Linked DNA regions of Homo sapiens: region 2 is linked to region 1. Evidence: chromatin contacts called from ENCODE Hi-C or POLR2A ChIA-PET data. All regions are on one chromosome and are shown on one strand. The core of a region is the stretch at or near the end of the contact, and the rest is flanking DNA. Distances in the headings are between cores, read along the strand shown. Region 1 holds the start of CA14 (carbonic anhydrase 14). Region 2 holds the start of C1orf56 (chromosome 1 open reading frame 56).

Region 1 (3,281 bases), core at 155-2,654:
CTTGACCTATTCTGCTAGCCCAAGGGAGAGCTGGAGGCAGCCTCTCATTTTACCATATCTGTGGGACCCCCCAACAACTCAAACTCCCTGGTCTGTAAAGGTGCCTGTCCACTCTGGTCAGAGCCTCAACACACTTATTCTGTCTCTTCCTCCTCTTTCCCTCTTTTTTTCTTTCTCCTCAGATGAGATTTGTGACTCTCCATTTGGCTGCCTGCCTGCCCCCATCCTCTCTGCATTTGCCTTCTGCTCTCTGGACACCCACCTCACCCTGCTCTTTCCACAAACCTCAGTTACACACCTAGTATGTGCTGGACACTGTGCTAGGCACAGGAAACACAAAAATGAGGTCTAGGAGTTCCTGGGGACACTCCTGGAGCGCTTCAGCCTGTTCTCCCAAGAATCCCTCCTCATCTCCTGGGAGCTCCTGAAAGTCCTTTGTAAACTGTAAAATGTCAAACAAATGTTGACTCTTACTGCCACTTTCAGAGGATAACTGGGGAGTTAGTCGCTCCACAGAATGAAGAGGGAATCTTGGCCAAAAGGGGATGAATTGGAGATCAGGGTCTGAGTTGGGCAGGAAGTATTCTTCCCCCTACCCCCATCTATCCATCTTTTTACTCCAGGCCTCTTTGACTCCCTATTTGGAGGAGTTTGTAAATAAAGAAGTCCAGGAGTCCTGCCTGGGACCAGGGCAGTGGGGGAAAGAGCTCTGGAGAAAATCTGTAGCCTGCAAAGAGATTCCAGCACTTGCATGTGTACACACTCTGCCTGCCTGCCGCTAGTTCTCCCCGACCTCCAATAACAACAAGGCTGGAGAGACAAAAGGTAAAGAAGGGAAGTGGTCTCCTCCACACCCCACTCTTTTTTCCTCATCTCTGAGCCTATTATTCCAGCCTCTAGGCTTCCTTTCACACCTCTCCTCCCCCCATTAAGCACACCTGGCGACATGTGAACATCAGCACAAATCCACACACAGACATTTAGTTGTACCTACCCCCATCTGCAGCCAGGATCCAAATCACCTCCAGCAGGAGGGCGGAGAACAACATAGTGTCCCAGGAAGGGGTGCAGGGGACTGGGAATTTGAGGACTAGAGGACTAGGACAGGCAGAGAGAGAGGGAGGGAGGAGTGAGAGAGAGAGAGAGAGAGCGAGCGAGCTCCTGGCGTGAGTGTATTTATCTCTGCTTCTCTTGCTGTCTCTGTCTCTGTGGGCTTCCAGGGGATTCGGTGTTCAGTAGGGTATCATGGGTTTCTGGATCCCCAGGACAAATCTCTTGCTGCCTCTTTGCCCTCTCTCTTTATCTCCCTCTGCAGTCTCCACTCCACTAGCTGGCCAGCGACTTTACAACTGCCTCCTGCTTTTAAGGTGGCTCTGAACTGGTGTATGTGGGGACGGGGGTGCTGCCTGGGCTGCTGGTGAACAGCTCCTTAAATAGCCAATTAGGCATGCAGGATGGCCCCACTCGGAGCTGGAGCGCGGCAAGTTTCACTGGAGCCCTGGCCCTGGCTCAGGAGCCCAGCTGGGGTGAGCTCTTCCTTCCTCTGCTAGTCACACAGATGCTGTTTAGATGGGTGTTCCCTGGAGCAGGCAGGGTCAAGGAAGGGGCTTTGGGGTTCAACTCAGCCCCCTCAAAAGGACACTGTATTTTCATCCCCCCGCCTGATTTCTCCTCTGAGGAGCAGCTCCCTGGGTGGTATGCGGCAGATGGTGGGGGTACCTGTTCCCAATTCCCTGCATAATCTGAGCTGCCCTGGAATGGGAAGAGTCCAGAATTAGGAGATATATAACAAGAAGGAATTAGGGACTCAGGGTGCAGGGGAGGGGTGGAGGAAGTCAATAACTAAAACCTGAGTTGTGTCCTAAGTTCTAAGGAAGAGAAGTGAGGCAAGGAGAACTCATCTGGAGCAATCTCTTCTGTGCCTGCCACCACCCCCTTCCCACGGTGAGGCCTGGGTCCACGTGCCTGTGTGGCCTGGGGTGGGGGGAGTGCGGGGAGGGAGCGTTGTTTGCTGGATAAAGCCCATTTGTATGCCCAGTGGGGGAGGGGTGTAGCAGCACCATGGAGAGACAGCGGCTGTAACTGCCAGACCCAGCCACCTCCCTCTCCAGGGAGCCCAGATCTAGGGCGGCTTTTGTCACTGAAGAGGACACTGACCTCCGGCAGAGAGGCCAGGGCAGGAGGAAAGGAGAGACTTTAGGAACAATCACTACCACCATCAGAAAAAGGTGGTTTCCAGAGAAAGAGAGGGGAGGGTCTGGAGAGACCATGTGATCCAGATGGAAGAGGGGCTCAGGGTCTTCCTTCCAGCCCAACAAAGGGCTGAGGCAGGACATGTGGCACTGAATGAAACCTGCCACCAAGGAGCTGCGTCCGTGGAGCATGGAGGCTGCACGTCTCAGGAATGTGAACTGATGTTTGCTCCCCACGGGACTGGAAATCCCGATTGGAATGTACATCCTAAATCCCTCGTTAGAGAATGTGAAACCCACAGATACTTTCAAGCCAGACATTGAAACCTCTTTCTCCTCCATGCTCTTCACCAGAGGCACCAGCCAGGAGGATGCACCCATCTGAAGCTCCCTCTGCCCTCCTTGCTCCTGCCGAGTAGCAATAAATAGCCAAACAAAGGGAGCAGAAGCTAAATAAGGGAGCAGGATAAAAGCCAAATGAACAGAATAATGCATGTGCTGGATCATCAGCTCCTGCAGAGACAGGAGCTCACTGTGCCTTTCTATCCCCTGTGATTGATCTGCAAAGCCAAGCCATTTTGCTGATGTCATTTCCCTTTTTCTTCTCCTATCACCCTCTGAGTTATTTGTCCCCTTCAGGAAAGTTTTATGTTTTGAGGTTCCCCAAAGCCCCATCCATCCCATCTAAGAAGAGTAAAAGACTTGAAGTATAAATTAGATTTCCCGGGAATCAGGGTACTTAACACAAAGAAACAAAAAAAGAAAGCAGAGACATCTTGGTATGAAAGAAGAGATTTAGTAGGAAAGAAGAGGTCTGAACAGAATGACCTCTGCCGGAACAGAGTTCCCCTGGAGCGCTGAGCTGAGATTCCGATTTCCAAGGCAGATAGCGTGTCTTGCCAGGCGCCACCTCCTGGCTCGTCTATGAATTTTTAAATTTTAATTTAAAATGCTTTGTGTATGTGGTTCCTTCTGGGAGGTATTTCACTGCTGCTGGGCTTTGGGATTTTGCCTACGCAACTGAACATTGTTTCACAAAGATATCTTAGCCTGGAATCAACACTTCCCTGATCTTGGGTGAGCAACGCA
Region 2 (3,199 bases), core at 499-2,998, 790 kb before region 1:
GAATTGCTTGAGCCCAGGAGTTTAAGACCAGCCTGGGCAACATAGCGAGATCTTGTCTGTGAAAAAAACAGAGAATTTCCAAGACCAGGCATGGTGGCTCATGCCTATAATCCCAGCACTTTGGGAGGCCGAGGCGGGTGGATCACTTGAGGTCAGGAGTTCTAGACCAGCCTGGCCAACATGGTAAAATGCTGTCTCTTCTAAAAAAAAAAAAAAAATTAGCCGGGCATGGTGGTGGGTGCCTGTAATCCCAGCTACTCAAGAGGCTGAGGCAGGAGAATTGTTTGAACCTGGGAGGCAGAGGTTGCAGTGAGCCAGGATCACGCCATTGCACTCCAGCCTCGGCAATAAGAGTGAAACTCTTGTCTTGAAAAAAAAAAATATTTCCAATCTTAACTATTTGGTCAATAATCACCTAATGAGCAGTAAGACATTTTACCTAATGACCAACCAGTAGTTGCTCAATAAATAATAGGTGGAATCAATGGCTAACAATGTGAATAACCAATGCATGTTATGAATCAATAACCAGGTAAGTCAGTAACAGTTCATGTAAGCAACACTGGCTGGCTTAGCAACTGGGTTTTAGATACCAGGACTTTTCAGATCCGTCAACAAAGACCCTGGCTCATCACCAAACACTTACTGGTTGCATCTCTGTGAACACTGAAGAGAGGCTATTCCAAATATCCTCCAGGCCAATCCTGACCCGTTTCCAAAAAGCCAGGGCTGGGCAGGGGCTGGCGGGTGGCAGGCTGGGACTGCTTCTGAGGTGGATGGTGGGGAAGGGGGTAGTGGTGGTCCTGGTACTGGTGGTGCTCTGAGAGGCACAGTTGGTGTCAGTACAGAGACTTGTGTCCAGGGGGCACTCTTCCCGAAGTCGGTTGCAGGGACATTGTTGATAGGTGCAAGGCTTGTGCTCCGTGCGGAGCTGGCTCAGCGCCCCAACTCGAAGGCGCCCGGAAAGGCCGTGCAGCTTCCCAGACCGGCTCCGGCTCATGGTGCCCGACTTGCAGTGGCAGTGCCACGGGCCCCAGGGCATCAGCACCAGCCGCAGATCCTCAGGAGATGGCATGGCTGTGGGTGAGGGTGACGGCCACCGGCTCGGGGTAGACCCAGGTGTGGACCACTGGCTCAGGGTGGCCTGCGAGCCTGGCAGGTCCTCAGTAGACCTCCCGGGGGAGCGCGGCAGGCTTGAAGTCAGCCTGATTTCAGGCTCCTGACTATTGGCTATAAACCTCGTGCTGGAACTCCCCGCTGTATTGGGAGTCGCACTGGGAAGCTCTCTGCTGGTGCTATCCTTTCCGGCATTAATCACAACCCCCTCTTCTGAAGACCCATCCTCCTCGTTAATGGCGGACGACCGGCTAAAGCCGGTGGACACCGTGGCGGCCAAGAGCTCGGCAGCCGCTGGTCCAGCCAGGCGGTCGGCGTCGGCCATGGCATCATTCTCGTCCTCTAGGATTATCCTTGTCTTCCGGGGAAGACCAGTCCGGGCGGTGCTCCGGTAGCTGCGGGTCATGGGGCCCCCAAAGCGTAAACTGACCCGCTGCATTTCGGTCGGAGTCTGGGTCAGGCCTTGGGCCCCCGCCGCCCGGGGACCCAGATTCAGCAGCAGGACCCACAGCAGCGCGCCGGCGGCGGGGACCATGGGGCTGGGCTCTTGGGGTTGGGAGGGTGGCCAGTGAGGCAAGCCCTGCCTCCTACCTTCGCTCCCTCCCTTCCGCTGTAGACCCACCGGGTCGTTTGAACCGAGGCCCGCGGGGAAGGGGGTGGGGTTCGACGCGCAGGCGCGCTCGCGCGGGCCGCGCGGGGTGCTCCTAAGGAACCTCTGCGGCAAGAACTCTGCCAGAACCGAAGGTTTGGGATGCAAGGGGTGGTGAAAGAGTCGTTCACTTCTTTGGAGCAGAGCTTAAATGTCTCATCGCAGTTTATTAGCCTCTACAGTTCTAAATTTACTAAAGAGGGCAAAAATACAGGTTTTGAAAGCACTCCTTCCCAGGCTCACAGGCAGCAGACATGACTTAGAAGGAAAAAGGGCATACAGCGGTTCTTCAAGATTTAATGAGCTGACTCTCCTGGCTCCCAGCAGGCAGGCTGGCTGTCAGGTAAGCCTCTTCCATCCAAGGTGGAAGGATCACAGTCCCTCCAGTTAGACAGGAGGAAAATTAGGACCCAAAAAGATGAAGTTATTTGCCCAAGGTTCTACAGCTAAAGTAGGATTAAAACCCAGAGCTCTGGCCGAGCGCGGTGGCTCACACCTGTAATCTCGGCACTTTGGGAGGCCGAGGCGGGCAGATCACGAGGTCAAGAGATCGAGACCATCCTGGCCAACATGGTGAAACCCCGTCTCTACTAAAAATACAAAACAATTAGCTGGGCGTGGTGGCGTGCGCCGGTAGTCTCAGCTACTCGCTGAGGCTGAGGCAGAAGAATGGCTTGAACCGGGAGGCGGAGGTTGCAGTGAGCCGAGATCGCACCACTGCACTCCAGCCTGGCGACAGAGCGAGACTCCGTCTCAAAAAACAAAAAACAAAAAAACCCAGAGCTCTGCATATCCCATACAAAATGACCCTACATTCAGCCTTCCGTCCCAGCAACTGGAATGAAAGTCACCCAGCAGATCAGTTTCCCAGCCTCAAAGCCCTGCTGAAAGTAGGGTCATGCAAAGGACAAAATCCCACTGAGAAGTGAAGATCCGGTGGTACTGAGGTTGGGGATAAGATGATTTACAAAACAGTTCAGATGTTTCAGGGATTCAGGTGTAGGCAGATCACTAACTGGTTCTAAGGCCTTTTATCCAGTCCTGTGCTATGTCCCTCCTGAGCCATGGAGATCCCGGTCCAGCCTAGGAGAGGGAGAGGGGGAGGAGAGAAGTGGTTCAGGGGGTAGGACTTGGGTTTTATTTTCTGGTTTGGGGAGAGAAGCCAGGTGAATTGGAAGAGCTAGATGATTGGGTTGAGTCATCATTTAGCACTTTTGCTCCCTAACACCCTCTCCCCCACTGGATATCATCTGTTCACTGCCAACACATCTCTTCCTAATTTCTAGGGCCAGTCTGAATCTCCTCTGCACTGTGATTATTCCTTTATTCCTTATTGCCTCTGCACTTATATGTATAGGTTTTTTTTTTTTTTCATTTATTCTTGTTGGATGCAGTAGTGTCCTTCATTTCTTCTCTGGGTGTGTGCAGTTTCCC

The links. Hi-C counts contacts between places; a loop is a spot of excess contacts on that map. ChIA-PET counts read pairs that join two places held with the same protein, here RNA polymerase II (POLR2A). Pooled maps may share reads with other maps.
Region 2: a loop to region 1 is called in a pooled map, with 2.8 times the contacts of the local background. The contact joins the promoter of C1orf56 here to the promoter of CA14 in region 1. A Hi-C loop is called at or near these places in 1 of 168 maps with a recorded cell type or tissue (CD8-positive, alpha-beta T cell) and 7 of 50 pooled maps. POLR2A ChIA-PET finds 5 or more read pairs at or near these places in 3 of 52 experiments (BJ, PC-9 and activated naive CD4-positive, alpha-beta T cell).

The regions. Positions count from the first base shown.
Region 1 is chr1:150,255,897-150,259,177 of GRCh38, reverse strand. CA14 (carbonic anhydrase 14) reads right to left here and starts at 1,404. Exons shown (of 11, transcript NM_012113.3): 1 at 995-1,404. The coding sequence starts at 1,049. RefSeq lists an enhancer at 2,520-3,214.
Region 2 is chr1:151,046,300-151,049,498 of GRCh38, reverse strand. It overlaps C1orf56 (chromosome 1 open reading frame 56), which reads right to left and starts at 1,748. Exons shown (of 2, transcript NM_017860.5): 1 at 647-1,748. The coding sequence starts at 1,651. BNIPL (BCL2 interacting protein like) reads right to left here. Exons shown (of 10, transcript NM_138278.4): 10 at 1,779-2,848. The coding sequence ends at 2,812. RefSeq lists enhancers at 851-1,090, 1,371-1,420.